2 separate regions of the Homo sapiens genome follow, and region 1 is linked to region 2. A link is an interaction called in ENCODE POLR2A ChIA-PET data of the cell type or tissue named here. Cell type or tissue: PC-9. All regions are shown on one strand. Region 1 overlaps CERS5 (ceramide synthase 5). Region 2 overlaps DIP2B (disco interacting protein 2 homolog B).

Region 1 (8,000 bases), 460 kb after region 2:
ATTATCCATTGAAAAAAGGTAAATATGTTTAATGAAAGGAACAAGTGGGTTTATCCTACCACTTTGGCCTGAATTCACTTTAGTGTCCTCTCAGTAGAATTCTTCTAGTACATTAGAATGATTGGATTTACAAAAATATACAATCTACATGCATTCCTTGAGAAAAACATCTATTACAGATTTTTTTTTTTTTTTTTTTTTTTTGGTCATGGTCTCACTCTGTCACCTAAGTTGGAGTGCAGTGGCACAATCTGGTATCACTGCAACTTCCACCTCCCTGGCTCAAGCCATCTTGCCACCTCAGCCTCCCAAGAAGCTGGGACTACAGGCATGTGCCACTGTGCCTGGCTAATTTTTGTATTTTTTGTAGGGATGAGGTTTTGCCATGGCTGGTCTTGAACTCCTGAGCTCAAGTGATGCTTCCACCTCGGCCTTCCAAAGTGCTGAGATTACTGGCATGAATCACCATGCCTGGCCTACAGTAGATTATTTTGCTTCTGTCTAGATAGTGTCAATTATTGTTTCAGGTTTGATCTCTTTTTTTTTGGACAATTTCTTTTTTCCTCATCTAATATTCTCCGTTGTATGCCTTTAATGAAGTCAAGGATCTAGGTAAAGTGAATAATGTCAGAAATGTTTGTCAGGTCACAGCTGGAATTTGAAGAGAACCATTTCAGAGATCTTGAATGAACTGCCTTATTTTTGGGGAATGACCTTCAGATTGGGCTCTGTTTATGGACTTGTCTCCCCCATGAAACTGTAGGTATCTAATGCAGTGCTTTGTACATTCATATTAGCTATTCAGTAAGTGTTTATTGAATGAATCACTCTGAAACCTACTTCTGCTTGAGATGTTGCGACTCTAGTACAGTAATTACTGTTTTTTTTTCTAATTTTCCTTCCTAAGAGACGGAATCTTGCTATATTACTGTATCAGTCAGGGTTCTCTAGAGGGACAGAACTAATAGGATGGATATATATATGAAGGGTAGTTTATTAAGTATTAACTCACACTATCACAAGGTCCCACAATAGGCCGTCTGCACACTGAGGAGCAAGGAAAGCCAGTCCAAGTCCCAAAACTGAAGAGCTTGGAGTCCGATGTTTGAGGGGAGGAAGAGTCCAGCACAAGAGAAAGATGTAGGCTGGGAGGCTAGGCCAGTCTAGTCTTTTCACGTTTTTCTGCCTCTTGCCATGCTGGCAGCTGATTAGATGGTGCCCACCCAGATTAAGGGTGGCTCTGCCTTTCCCAGCCCACTGACTCAAATGTTAATCTCCTTTGGCAACACCCTCACAGACATGTGCAGGATGAGTGTTTTGCATTCTTCAATCCAATTAAGTTGATACTCAGTATTAACCATCACAATTACCCAGGCTGGAATTCAGTGGCCATTCACAGGGCTGATGTCACTACAGCCTTGACCTCCTGGCCTCAATCAGTCCACCTGCCTCAGCCTCCATGGTAGCTGGAACTACAGGCCCAGCTACATAATTTCCTTTTTGACTCCTGAGATTCCTATGCTGTACAGCAGTGGGTTCTCAAATCTTTTGCTCAGGACTCCTTTATATTTTAAAAAATTATTGAAGACCCCAAATAGCTTTTGTTTATATGAGTTATATCTATCAATATTTTCTCTATTAAAAACTAATACTGATAAATTTTTTAAGTATGTATTAAGCTTCACTCTGTCAGCCACGCTGGAATGCAATGGCATGATCATGACTCACTACAGCCTCCACCTCTTGGCTCAAACAATCCTCCCACCTCAGCCTCCCAGTAGCTGGGACCAGAGGTGCATGCCACCACACCTGGCTACTAATTGTTTTATATATATATATATATAGTTTGTTTGTTTGTTTTGAGACAGAGTCTTGCTCTGTCACCCAGGCTGGAGTGCAGTGGCGTGATGTTGGCTCACTGCAAGCTCTGCCTCCCAGGTTCACGCCATTCTCCTGCCTTGGCCTCCCCAGCAGCTGGGACTACAGGCGCACGCTGCCACACCCGGCTAATTTTTTTTTGTATTTTTAGTAGAGACGGGGTTTTACCGTGTTAGTCAGGATGGTCTCGATCTCCTGACCTTGTGATCCACCCGCCTCAGCCTCCCAAAGTGCTGGGATTACAGGCGTGAGCCACCACGGCCGGCCTTTTTTTTTTTTTTTTTTTTGAGACAGAATGTCGCTCTGTCGCCCAGGCTGGAGTGCAGTGGCGCGATCTCAGCTCACTGCAACCTCTGCTTCCCAGGTTTAAGCAGTTCTCCTGCCTCAGCCTCCGAGTAGCTGGGACTGCAGGTGTGCCACCACACCCAGCTAATTTTTGTATTTTTAGTAGAGACGGGGTTTCACCATATTGGTCAGGCTGGTCTCAAACTCCTGACCACAGGTGATCCACCCGCCTTGGCCTCCCAAAGTGCTGGGGATTACAGGCGTGAGCCACCATGCCCGGCCACTAATTGTTATATTTTTTGTAGAGACAAGATTTCATCATGTTACCCAGGCTGGGCCTTTTTTTTTTTTTTTTTTTTTTTTTTGAGATGGAGTCTCGCTCTGTCGCCCAGGCTGGAGTGCAGTGGCGCAATCTCGGCTCACTGCAAGCTCTGCCTCCCGGGTTCACGCCATTCTCCTGCCTCAGCCTCCCGAGTAGCTGTGACTACAGGCGCCTGCCACCACGCCTGGCTAATTTTTTTGTATTTTTAGTAGAAATGGGGTTTCACCCTGTTAGCCAGGATGGTCTCGATCTCTTGACCTCGTGATCCACCTGCCTCAGCCTCCCAAAGTGCTGGGATTACAGGCCTGAGTCACCGTGCCTGGCAATTTTTTTTTTTAATGGCCCTCAAAGGAAGCTGCAAAGATCACTTGAGCACAGACCATGCAAGAAATGTTGGGTTTGGTGGTATAGGTATCTTGAAAAGTGCAATACCTTGTATACAAGGAATCCTCTTCTTTTAAGAATTTACTCAGAAGAATACATTGTAACTTTTTGTTCTCAGGGATTGTTTTTCACTTTTAAAAATTACTGAGGACTCCAAGGAGCTTTTGTTTATGTGGGTTACATATACCCATCAACTTTACCATATTTTAAATTAAAATTGAGAAATTTAAGAAATGCTGACCGGGCACGATGGCTCACCCCTATAATCCCAGCACTTTGGGAGGCCTAGGTGGGTGGATCACCTGAGGTCAGGAGTTCAAGACCAGCCTGGCCAACACGGTGAAACCCCGTCTCTACTAAAAATGCAAAAATTAACCAGGCATGGTGGTGCACGCCTATAGTCCCAGCTACTTGGGCAGCTGAGGCAGGAGAATCACTTGAACCTGAGAGCAGAGGTTGCAGTGAGCCAAGATAGCGCCACTGCACTCCAGCCTGGGTGACGGAGCGAAACTCTGTCTCAAAAAGAAATTTAAGAAATGCTTATTAATTCATTAAAAATAACAACAGGCCAGGTGCAGGGGTTCACACTTGTAATCCCAGCACTTAGGGAGGCAGAGACAGGAGGATAGCTTGAGCTCAGGAGCTCAAGACCTGTGTGGGTAACATAGCAAGACCTCGTTCTCCACAAAAAGGGAGAAAATAGACAAAAAATAATAATAAATTGATTTACATGTTAACATAAATAAGCTTTTTGAAAAATATTATTTTCCAAAAGAAAAAATAGAAGAACAGCATTGATTTTACATTTTTGCAAATCTCTTTAATATCTGGCTTAATAGAAGACAGCTGGATTATCCTAGCAGCTTCTGCATTCAATCTCTTGTGATACATTGTTTTGATTGAAGTATATGAAGAAAAGATGGCCTCACACAGCTTTGTCATTGAAAAGCAGGAAGTATTTTAATAGCCCTTTCAAATAATTTGATATTTATCTTTGATACTACACCAAAACACAAGTAGCAGTTTTTTGTTTTGTTTTGTCTTGTTTTGAGACGGAGTCTTGCTCTGTTCCCAGGCTGGAGTGTAGTGGCGCGATCTCACTGCAACCTTCGACTCCCTGGTTCAAGCGATTCTCCTGCCTCAGCCTCCCGAGTAGCTAGGATTACAGGCATGTGCCACCGCACCCAGCTAAGTTTTGCATTTTTAGTAGAGATGGGGTTTCACCATGTTGGCCAGGATGGTCTAGATCTCTTGACCTCGTGATCTGCCTGCCTCGGCCTCCCAAAGTGCTGGGATTACAGGCGTGCCACGCCCAGCCACAAGTAGCAGTTTCTTAAACGTTGATTCCTAGGTAGAATCTGAAGCCATATTAATGAGCTTTTCATTTTATTATGTTAAAATCCATTGTTCTATGTTCATTGTGTTTTGTTGTTGTTGTTTTGAGGTGGTGTTTTGCTCTTGTCGCCCAGGCTGGAGTCCAATGGTGCAGTCACAGCTCACTGCAACCTCTGCCTCCCAGGTTCAAATGATTCTCCTGCCTCAGCCTTCCAAGTAGCTGGGATTATGGGTATGCGCCATCACGCCCAGTTAATTTTGTATTTTTAGTGGAGATGGGGTTTCACCATATTGGCCAGGCTGGTCTCAAACTCCTGACCTCAGGTGATCCGCCTGCCTCAGCCTCCCAAAGTGCTGGGATTATAGGCGTGAGCCACCATGCCTGGCCTATATTACAGTTTGAATGGACATCATGTATCCATCATTTGGAAAATACTGGTTCATTCAGTTATGCAAATGTCCCACATGTCAATATGTGACATTATACAATATTTTAAAATCTTGCCTGTAATCCCAGCACTTTGGGAGGCCGAGGTGGGCGCATCACAAGGTCAAGAGATTGAGAGCATCCTGGCCAACATGGTGAAACCCCGTCTCTACTAAAAATACAAAAATTAGCTGGACGTGGTGGTGCATGCCTCTAGTCCCAGCTACTCGGGAGGCTGAGGCAGGAGAATCGCTTGAACCCAGGAGGCAGAGGTTGCAGTGAGCCAAGATCATGCCACGGGACTCCAGCCTGGCAACAGAGTGAGACTCCGTCTCAGAAAAAAAAAAAAAAAAAAAAAAAAAAATCATATTAGTTTATCTCATTATAACCAATCTCATCAGAAAAGTCTTAAGTATTGAGAAGTTGTCAGGCTGAAAGGCAGGTAAAAGTTTTCTAAACATTCTAAGTTTCACTTGAAAGCTTGAATTTTATCATTGGCAACAATGCTTTTCTTGAAATGACGGGCTCACTTATTATAGTTATTACTATTATTATTATTATTTTGAGACAAAGTCTTGCTCTGTCGCCCAGGCTGGAGTGCAGTGGCAGGATCTCAGCTCACTACAACCTCTGCCTTCTGGGTTCAAGCAATTCTCCTGCCTCAGCCTCCCGAGTAGCTGGGATTACAGGCGGCCGCCACCACGCCTGGCTAATATTTATATTTTTAGTAGAGATGGGGTTTTACTGTGTTGGCCAGGCTGGTCTCAAACTCCTGACCTCAGGTGATCCGCCCGCCTCCGCCTCCCAAAGTGCTGGGATTACAGGCATGAGCCACTGCGTCTGGCCTCATTTATTTTTGAGAAAGTTTTTGCTAAATACTCAGAGCTGACTAACGTTAGTCTGTCAGTCCTTTCAGGTAAAAGTGGTATTCTATGGAAAAAGCGACTTAGTTTATTCAGCTTGCAGTAGTCATACAAATGGTTTTCCTTGGGAGCCATATACTTTGGTATGCATCAGAAGTGCTTTTTGGGTACATCCATTTTATCACAGAATAAGTGGAGACTGGGTTTCACCATGTTGGCCAGGGTGGTCTCGAACTCCTGACCTCAAGTGATCCGCTTGCCTCAGCCTCCTAAAGTGCTGGGATTACAGGCATAAGCCACTGTGCCCAATCACAGAATACTTTTAAAAAATATATTCAAGGGTCAAGATTTAATAAAAGTAATAATTTGTAGTGCTTCATCAAGGACATTCTTAAGCAAAACTGGCATGTTTTAAAAATTGAGAAGACCTAGCTCTACAGTATAGTAACTACTAGTATGGTTTGGTGTCACTACCTTGATTTGGTCTAAAGTACCATAATGTTTTACCTACCATTGATTTGCACAATCACTGCAAATGTCAACACAGTGAAAAAGGCAAATAATAATATTGTTATGAAAATAGTTTAGTTTGTAGAGCCCCTGAGAGTGCCTCAGGAACCCTCAGGGATCTGCAGTCCATACCTTGAGACCCTCTACCATAACTGAATGAGGTTACTGAGGGTGAGCGTGTAGAGTACGAAAAGAACCTCTAAGTGAACCCTGAGGAAACACCATGTTTCAGGAAAAGGCAGAGGAAAAATAAACTGCAAAGGAGATAGAGGAATGACAGCCATACGTTATTTGATAATATTAGTAGTTGGTATAGGCCGCGCACGGCGACTCACGCCTGTAATCCCAACACTTTGGGAGGCCGAGGTGGGTGAATCCACTAGAGGCCAGGAGTTCGGGACCAGCCTGGCCAGCATGGTGAAACCCGTGTCTACTAAAAATACAAAAGTTAGCCAGGTGTGGTGGTGGGCACTTGTAATCCCAGCTACTCGGGAGGCTGAGGCAGAATCGAACCTGGGAGGTGGAGGTTGCAGTGAGCCAAGATTGTGCCATTGCACTCCAGCCCAGGTGACAGAGGGAGACTCCATCTCAAAGTGGGTGTTTAATAAGTGTTTACTTTGTCCTAGGCATTGTTCTAAGTGCTAAGCTTGAATCCTCTTTAGTAAGTTTATGAGGTAGGTAGGCATTACTGTTATCCTCATTTTACAGATGAGAGAACTGAAGCACAGAGGAACTTGTCCAAGGTGACTCAACTAGCAGTGCTTACCAGGCAGTCTAGTTCCACTGCCAAAGAGGTAGAGGGAGAAGACTAGGAAGAGTGGCAGTAAGGAAGAGAAAAGGGCATTTCAAGAAGGAGATTAGTCATTAATGTATTTGGTTGGTGCAAAAGTAATTGTGGTTTTTGCCATTAAAAGTAATGGGAATTACTTTTGCACCAACCTAATAAAATGCTGCTGAAAGGTCAAGTAAGATAAAGGACTGAAAAGCATCCATTTGTTTTCACAATATGGAGATCATTGACAACTTTGGCAAGAACAGCTTCAGTGGAGTGTAGGGACAGAAGCCAGAGGGGAGAGAAAGGAGAGTTGAGGAATGTGTGGGAGTTTAGTTGTGAGTTTGGGGAAGGCCAGAGGGTGCTAGGGACCGGGAGGGCTGTTTTAAGATGTGAAAAACTTGAGCATGTTTAAGATCTGATGAGAAGAACAAAGTTGAGAGTGAGGCTGAAGATAATAGAAGGAAGGAGGGATAAGTAGAATGAAATTTCTGATCAGTAAAGAGTGGGTCTAAAGCACAGGGAGATTGGTTTTAGATGTGATTAGTTTAGATTGAGTGATTCTGATGCCAAAGTTGAGGACATTCCATTTTCTTCTTAGCCTAAATGCTTGAGGGTTTGGCTATTTCTACTTCTTTCCTCCTATATCTTTAACTGCTTTAACTCACTGCTGTGTTTTAGAGTCTTTATTTTACTGGAATTTCTTTGGTGAAGGTTACTACAGATCTCCAAAAATTGCCAAATGTAGTAGATACTGAAGTCCTTGTCTTGGTCTTTCCCTTATTTGATACAACTCCACCTCTGACCTTCCTGTCCCCTAAATTCACCTTTTATGCTGATGTTGTCCAGCGTTCTGACCTCAGTTCTCTTTTAAGTTTATATTCCTTTCATATGTAATCACAGCCACCCCCACAAATTTAGCTATCACTTACATTCTCATTCATTTGTATTCGTATATTCTGTTCTTTCTCTCTATATATATATCATACCCAAGCCCCTTTTCCAAGTGTATTTGCATGCTAGACAGTTCCATTTCAGTGTCCCATGGGTACTTCAGATTCAGCATACACAAAACTCAACTCATCTTTCACTCCCAAACTTTTTTTTATTTCATTATTTTATGTTTTGGAGATGGCGTCTCACTCTGTCACCCAGGCTGGAGTGTAGTGGCACAATCAGGGCTCACTGCAGCCTCCACCTCCTGGGCTCAAGCAGTCCTCCTGC
Region 2 (8,000 bases):
TAAATTTTTTCTCAAGACAGAATCTCGCTTTGTTGCCCGGGCTGGTCTTGAACTCCTGGGCTCAAGCAATCCTCTCGTCTCGGTCTCCCAAAGTGCTAGAATTACAGGTGTGAGCCACACCTGGCCTGTTTTATATACTTTAGTAGAGTTTGATTTTTAAAAACTAAGCCTGATTTATATTAATTCAAAAGTACACATCTTTCTAAGAACGAACGGTCCATAGGTGTATATTTGCTAACAAGGTGGTTTACACAGTATATTCAATTTTAAGAATGATATTTTTGATAGGTCATTAGATGGGGTAAAAAAAAAAAAAAATAGCTGGGCAAGGTGGCTCACGCCTGTAATCCCAGCACTTTGGGAGGCCGAGGCACGCAGATCACCTAAGGTCAGGAGTTCGAGACCAGCCTGGCCAGCATGGTGAAACCCTGTCTCTGCTAAAAATACAAAAATTAGCTGAGAGTGGTGGCGCGTGCCTGTAGTCTCAGCTACTCAGGAGACTGAGGCAGGAGAATCGCTTGAACACAGGAGGCAGAGGTTACTGCGGTGAGCTGAGATCACACCGCTGTACTCCAGCCTGGGCAACAAGAGTGAAACTCCATCTCAAAAAAAAAAGGAATAATGTGTTTGCACACATGTAAAATTTTTTTCTGTGTATGCACTGGAAAAGTGTGCATGTTTACCCACCAAAATATTAACAGTGGTTAGTTATGGCTTGCAAGATTATGAAGTGGTTTTATAGTTTCTTTTCCTTCTTGCTCTTATTTTCTAATTTTTCTGCAATGAACATTATTTCAAGAAACAATAAATATTTTAAAACTTCAATCATGACTACTTACTACACTATACAAATTTAATCACAATGGTCCTTCATCTGTTTCCCTAGTAAAATACAGAAACTGAATTTTTGTTAAAAAATAATTAATTAAACCTTTTCAAAGCAGCCAACTCAAGACTTCAGGGAATTTCAAACAGTAAATACAGCTAACAGGGGTACAGAAGCCTACCAAGTAAACCGTCATTAGAAACAGGAAACCATGTCTTTTATTGTAAAAGAAATACCAAAGCATTCTTCTGTTCCATTCGCCACTCACAAGATCTCCTACCTCCACCCCCTACCCTGGCACAAAGGCCACTTCTGATGGCTCAGAACACATCTGGCAGAGTGACAAAGTGAAAGGCCTTTAAAAAGCTTTCTTCAGTGCTTAAGTCTCAGTCAGGCAATGTCAGTAAATGATCGTGGGACAATCTGTTAGATTTGGCATCCTGGATATTAATCAACTACTAACCACCTCAGGTTTTGAAAGAGGTCAATCAAGACAGTCTAGTTCAGCCATGCCAATTAGCTCCATCAGATCCACAAACGAGCAAAGAAATTAAGGAGACCTGGAAGAAGCTGAGCTGCAGTGAGAATGCGAGGACTACAATGCTAGGCCTACAGTATCTTTAAAATGCTCCCCCTCCCCGTTTTCTGACTACAAGACCCTGTGCTCAAAAGTCACCCCTCTGTGATGCCTTCCACTACTTCCTCCTAGTGCGCCTACAAATCTGCATACATATCTGTGATAGCACTTAGCACCCACTGGTATTTTAATTATGTGTTTACACCCCATGTCTCCCTACTAGACTGTGCACTTGAGGGCAGGGATTGTGTCTTGTTTATCACTGTAGCCCACCCACAGCCTGGCACAATAGACGCTTGTTGAACAAGTGACTGAATGAATTAATAAAATGGAGGCAGTGAGAGAATAATAAATCAAACAGACATGTGTACTTGGTGGAAAACTAGAAATGGGAGAAAAAGAGTTCTTTAGCAAGAGCTGAAAGGCTCAGGGAATGGAATTTAGTGGACCAGAAGTTTACCGAAACTTGACAGCTAGATCTTAAAGGTGAACAAAAAAGCAATGCTTGGACTGCCTGAAGAGAGGAATAATATATAAATCACAAGGCACTAAAAGCTAAGAACTCCAAGCCAGATATAGATACATCCCTTAGCTAGAGGGCAAGACCAGACAGAAAGAAATCAGTGAGAATCTGTTATTTCACATTTCTGTGGTTGCCACCACTTATAGTCTGTGCTCTTAAATCATCCTCACCACCTGTACTTACACAGATTTTGCTGCACTAAAGCAATGTTTTTCAACCTTGTCCAATTTTTAAGATTCTCCCAAGGAACTTGCAAAAATACGAATTCCCAGACCCCTCCCATGGAGACTCTGATGCACTAAGTCTGGATTAAGATCCAGAAATCTCTACTTCTAACAAGCATCTTCCAATGAGTCCTAAAGCCAGGCAAGTTTGGAAATTGCTGCAGTGAGGAATCCTGTCTGGTGTATGCTGGATGGTTCTGCAGACTGAATGTGAGGAGGGAACTGATTGGGAGGAGGGGGAAGAATGCTGGCTGGGCTATCCAGCCACAAGGGAGAGCACAGAACCTCTGGAGCTCAGACACTGAGTCACACCACAGGCTTTCTTACTCAGAACAGACTTTTTGCCATCTGGCATATAGAACAAAAAGGAGAATCATAATGATACCTATATAAAATTTGCATTAAAATGGCATATAAGGTAAACCTGTTGTTCAAGTTTTTTTGAGAAATAAATACAGGGAGGATTAGCCTTCCCCTCCCACTAGAGTAACGTCTTTTGTCCAGGTGCCTGCAGCGCTTGGCAGGAGTGGAGGCAGGCATAGAGCCTTGTATGAAGACACTGACCTAAACCAACAAGAGAATGGTCGTGGCGAGTCTGCGACCCACACGCTGTGAGACTGTCCAGCTGCATCAGAATTACCACAGTCTTCAGCAGCCAGCAGCAGACATACAGAAAGACACATGTGTGAGGCTGAGTATAAAGGACTTATGTTTCCAACTTCTTTCCTCACCACCTGGGATCAATGAAAACAGCTTGGCACAAGTGGCCCACAAATCATCTTCAAGTTGATTGAGAGAGGGCTGTGAGGAGGCGTGCGTGAGCCTGCCAGCCACCCAAGCCTCCTAAAAGCCACAAGGTGGTAGGGAGAACAGTCGCATAAGTAGTGAGCAGTTAGTGTGTATTTACACCAGTCAGGTGGGTGACACTGCTGTGGTGAAGAGCTCAAGGGTCTGAGCTAGACAGAACCACATCTGAGGCAAAAGGACTCTAGACAAGTTTTATTTCTTGATAAATCTGTTTCTTTCTTTTTCTAAGACAGGGTCTCACTCTGTCACCCAGGCCGGAGTGCAGTGGCATGATCATGGCTCACTTGTGGGCTCAAGTGACCCTCCTGCCTCAGCCTCCTGAGTATCTGGGACCAGATGGGTGTGCTATCACACCCAGCTAATTTTTAAAAAGTTTTTTTTATAGAGACAAGGGTCTCACTATTGCCCAGGCTGGTCTCAAACTCCTGGGCTCAAGCAATCCTCCTGCCTTGGCCTCCCAAAGTGTTGGGATTACAGGTGTGAACCAATGCGCTCAGCAGAGCCTCAGTTTCTACATCTGTGAAATGGGGAACAGTCTCTCCCTTGCAAAGTTTTCATTGTGATTTAAAATATAGGGTCTGGGCTATGGAAAATAACATCAACAAACATTACTAAAAGCCTACCCTACTGGCCAAGTGGGGACAATTATGTCGCAGAGAAGAGGCACAGGCAAACAAACATGACTAACACTCTATAATTAAGCGCCATGGGAGACACGTACACAAATGCAGCACCTTCTGGAACCCAGAAGGAAGCATCACGATCTTGGCCTGAGTAGGGAAAGGAATGCTTCACGGAGCAGACGACATTTGGTTTGGGTCTGGCTTTTCATTCTCTTATCAGAAAGGTGATATAAATTCCTAACGATACAGTCACTTAGTGGTTTGCTAGTTGTACTCTGCTGCTGACTGGCTCTGTATGGGCATGGCCATGTTTGGTAGTTGTTCAGGATTCCTATCTCCCAAGAAATGTGGCAATGCTAAGTAACTTTCATTTATGACCTTGTGCAGTACCTTGAGCAATTAGGGGCTAAATAAACACAACATCTGAAAAATTCTGGAGGGTCATCAAGTCATATGTATAACTTTTTCTATCGGGAGCAGTCTTAATGGACAGAGAGCAAGGGTTACAGCTGCAGCCATAAACTTTCTGCCCCAGTGGAAATAAAAGAGCATATGCCATGCAACCCTGCTTTAAAGTCACAGCTATGCAGTCAGGGGTGGTGATAGAGGGTGGGGGGACTTTGGGAAGGAAAGAAAAGCATTTTTGAGCACTGAATGGATGATATGCAGGTCATTAAACAAAGACAAATAAAATAGTATCTTTGCCTTCAAGGAGTTCCCAGTCTAAACAAATATTACAATAAAAGTACAAGTGCTACACTCAAGATTATTTGCAAAGTCCCATGGGAGCAAGGAGAGAATGGTAATGAAAATTATAATACTCGATAAGAACATATAAGTAAAATAACACTTATCAAGGGCCTCCTATGTATCAGTCTCTGTTCCAAGAGCCTCACAACAGCCCTATCAGGTGATATTATCATCATTTTTCTCAATTTATAGGTGAGGACAGTGAGGCACAGAAGTTTAAGCAATTTGCCTACAGTCACACCTAGTAAGTGCTGTGATCAGGATTTGAATCCAGGCAGAAATGGCTCCAGAGCCCCTGCTCTTAAACACCACCATATATTCATTTTTACAGAGACGCTCCAAATTCTACTTCAGAAAGATTGAGAAAACATCACAAAAGTTGCTCTTGGGTTAGGTCTTGAAGGATGATCGTCAGGAGAGAGAGACACTGAGGGTGAATGCACAGTTTATCAAACCCAGAGTTTGGAAAAGAGTGGCATGCTTGGAACAACAGACACAGAAGCTGTAATTTCAATCACCGATGAACAGAGATGGCCCTGCTGCTACTCCTGCAGCCTAACCTGAGGTAGGACTTGGCCGTTTGTGCCTCACCACGAAATCCTCAGACACTTGACGTTGAGGGTTGATAGTCACCTCATGGACCCATCAATTTACTTCACTCTTCAAAAAATGGCACTATATAACACCACCACCAATCTAACATTCTTTTAAATTTTTTATTCTTTAACTTTTCAAAACATTCTGACATCAATTCATTTGATTTGGCTGAAAACCTTCTTCAATAAACGGAAAAAGCATTACCTTCATGAGAACAAGAAACTGAGATGTGAAAAGTTAAATGTCTTGCCTAAGCTAGACTAGAATCTCTGGCCTTTTTCTTGCTGTTCTTTGTCCATTGTTATTTGTAGGTGGCCCCTAAATCAGATGCAATTTAAAAAAATTAAACCTGTTGTCCATAAACAAACAACATAAGCAATTACTATGAATCACTTCAAAATACAGATGACTTTCGAAAATGTATTAACAATTCTGCTCCTCAACAGGACCCTGGCTGAACTGTCTCTTTTAATCTCCTTCATCTTTTATTTTTTTGAGATGGAGTCTCTCTCTGTTGCCCAGGTTGGAGTATAGTGGTGCAATCTTGGCTCACTGCAACCTCCACCTCTGGGGTTCAAGTGCTTCTCCTGCCTCAGCCTTCCAAGTAGCTGGAACTATGGGCAAATGCCACCACTGCCGGGTAATTTTTGTATTTTTAGTAAAGACAGGGTTTCACCATGTTGGCCAGGCTGGTCTCCAACTCCTGACCTCAAGTGATCCACCTGCCTTGGCCTCCCAAAGTGCTGGGAATATAGGCATGAGCCACTGCCCCTGACCCCTTTCATCTTTTAAACCAGACAGCCAACTGTGGAAACTGTGTCCAACTGGTGTTTTAAAAATAGCAAAAAAGGCCGGGTGCGGTGGCTCACGCCTGTAATCCCAGCACTTTGGGAGGCCTAGGCAGGTGGATCATGAGGTCAGGAAATTGAGACCATCCTGGCTAACACGGTGAAACCCCATCTCTACTAAAAATACAAAAAATTAGCCAGGTGTAGTAGCGGGCGCCTGTAGTCCCAGCTACTCGGGAGACTGAGGCAGGAGAATGGCATGAACCCGGGAGGTGGAACTTGCAGTGAGCCGAGATCGCGCCACTGCACTCCAGCCTAGGTGACAGAGCGAGACTCCGTCTCAAAAAAAAAAAAAAGCAAAAAGATCATTATACATCATTACTAAATATTCATTTACATAGAATATGGCCAACATCTTCAAATCTATACCTGAACCTAATCATCCTATTCTATCCTTTAAATGTAAATTTTAGACCAGGAAGGTGGTTCATGTTGGCTATGGCTGGAGATGGGGAGTAAGACTAGGGTTATCACTACTCATACATGAGGGATACAAGTAGACAAATAAAGAGAAAGAGATAAAAATATAGCTGAGAATGTGAATGAGAGCAATCTTAAAGCAAAGCTGAAAAAGGCAGAGGATGTGAATACTATCCAGGAGAAGCTGGCTAGAAGACAAAAATTTCATTATTATATTTTATCATGTTCTCTTCATAATGATAATTCCATCCAATGCAATATATATAGCAGCTGCCCATCTTCAAATATCCTCCTTCCAGAGGTGATCTAGAAAGGCTCACAAACATACAAAATGAAGCTCACAGTCATACAAAACAAGGACCTTAACAATTAAACCAGCTCCTGGCCTCTGTCTTCCCCTATTTCTCTTGCTGTTTCTTACTGAAAGTGTCCAACAGGACTCCAAAGAATTTACAACCTTGAATTATTTTAAAAACTCTCTGTAGTTTCTTTCTACACAGAGGTAGAATTGATCCTATGATGAAAAGAGTAAAAAGACATAACATTTTCATAGTTTAGCCAGAAATAAAGCTCTGTTAAACTACTACAATCTGTTGAAAGAAGATGAGAATTTTTATTGTATCTAATTTTTTTGGAATAAAATAAGTGGTTCTAAAAGTCTTCAACCGGCAGTCTATAAAAGCTATAGTTTTAACTCAACTTTGCTAATCTTACAAACGGTTTTTCAAGGAAATTAACTCTAGGACATTCAAATTTCCATTCTCAGTAGAGATCCTCTCACCTCATTTAGGACAATGACTAGACAATTTCCATGTCAAGAACTAGAGAATAAGCACAGACTGCTTTCTCCTCAAACACAAACCATAGAATTGCTTTGGCTGCACAGCCCTGTTTTCTAGGTCAAACATATGTGACTTCTTACAAATGGTATTTCACCTAAGGCACCAAGCAAGTTCAAACAAAAAGCAACAAAGTAAAACACTGAGAAAATGATCTGTAAGTCTCATCATCAGGCGCTGGTTAAATTAATCCATCTAATGCAAAAGGTATGTTTATTTGTCCACTTAGAAAAACCATGCCTGCAAAGAAGAAGTTTGCTCTACAAATGACCTGAGGTGTCAAAGGGACAGGAGGAATCCAGGGGATGGTTCAGTCAATAGAAAGAGCACGGGTTCTAGCATGAAACAGATCTGGGTTCGAACGCTGAGTTTGCTGTTTTACTTGCTTCTTGACAAGTTACTTAACAACTCTGTGCCTTAGTTTCCTAATAGGTAAAACTGGAATAACTCCTACCTTGAGTGTTTATGATGAGTCTTCAATGAGAGAATAAATGCAAAAGTCCCTGGCACACAGCACATACTCAACTTGTTTTAGTTGACAACTCCCCAGCCCCAACCCCACCCTTAAGTCCTAAGAATAACTATCTTTAAAAGGATTATCTAGAAAATTCTGGGTTGGTAAATTCTCTTTTAAAAAAATAAGATACAACGCATCAAGTATCACTAAAGTTGCTCCACAGTGCTAGACTCAGATCATGGTACTAGACTCAGCACTAAGAGCCAACAAAGTTAGTGCCTTTGGATGCTAAGGGCCTAAAAGAAGGAAAACTGATGTCTCAAAGAGGAGTATACAAATATCTAAACCAGAAATGAGCAGAGATCAGTTAAAATGCATATATGTAAATGTATGTAAATAAACCATGCTATTATGCACAAAACAGTGCTACGTGCATCTAATTATGAATGTTGCCAAACTTCTAGAAAAAAAAAGAAATGGCGGGGGAGGGGGTGCGGAAAAGTAATTTT

What was found. Peaks named below come from ENCODE experiments on the same cell type or tissue, not always from the same donor. Only the 100,000 strongest peaks of a DNase experiment are listed, where the experiment ranks them.
Region 1: POLR2A ChIA-PET joins it to region 2 with 9 read pairs; 2 of 35 experiments call an interaction of 5 or more read pairs at or near these places.

What each region holds. Positions count from the first base shown.
Region 1 is chr12:50,150,265-50,158,264 of GRCh38, reverse strand. The region is part of intron 1 of CERS5 (ceramide synthase 5); the gene reads left to right. All of the region lies in intron 1 of LOC124902931 (a long non-coding RNA gene), which reads right to left. Among named protein-coding and RNA genes, the nearest start is that of CERS5, 13 kb to the left of the region's middle. In PC-9, no CTCF peak of the experiment used is centred here; no DNase peak of the experiment used is centred here.
Region 2 is chr12:50,615,231-50,623,230 of GRCh38, reverse strand. The region is part of intron 1 of DIP2B (disco interacting protein 2 homolog B); the gene reads right to left. Among named protein-coding and RNA genes, the nearest start is that of DIP2B, 110 kb to the right of the region's middle. RefSeq lists an enhancer at 2,428-2,617. In PC-9, no CTCF peak of the experiment used is centred here; DNase peaks (open chromatin) are centred at 2,470, 3,770 and 7,160; H3K4me3 peaks cover 386 bases; H3K27ac peaks cover 6,338 bases.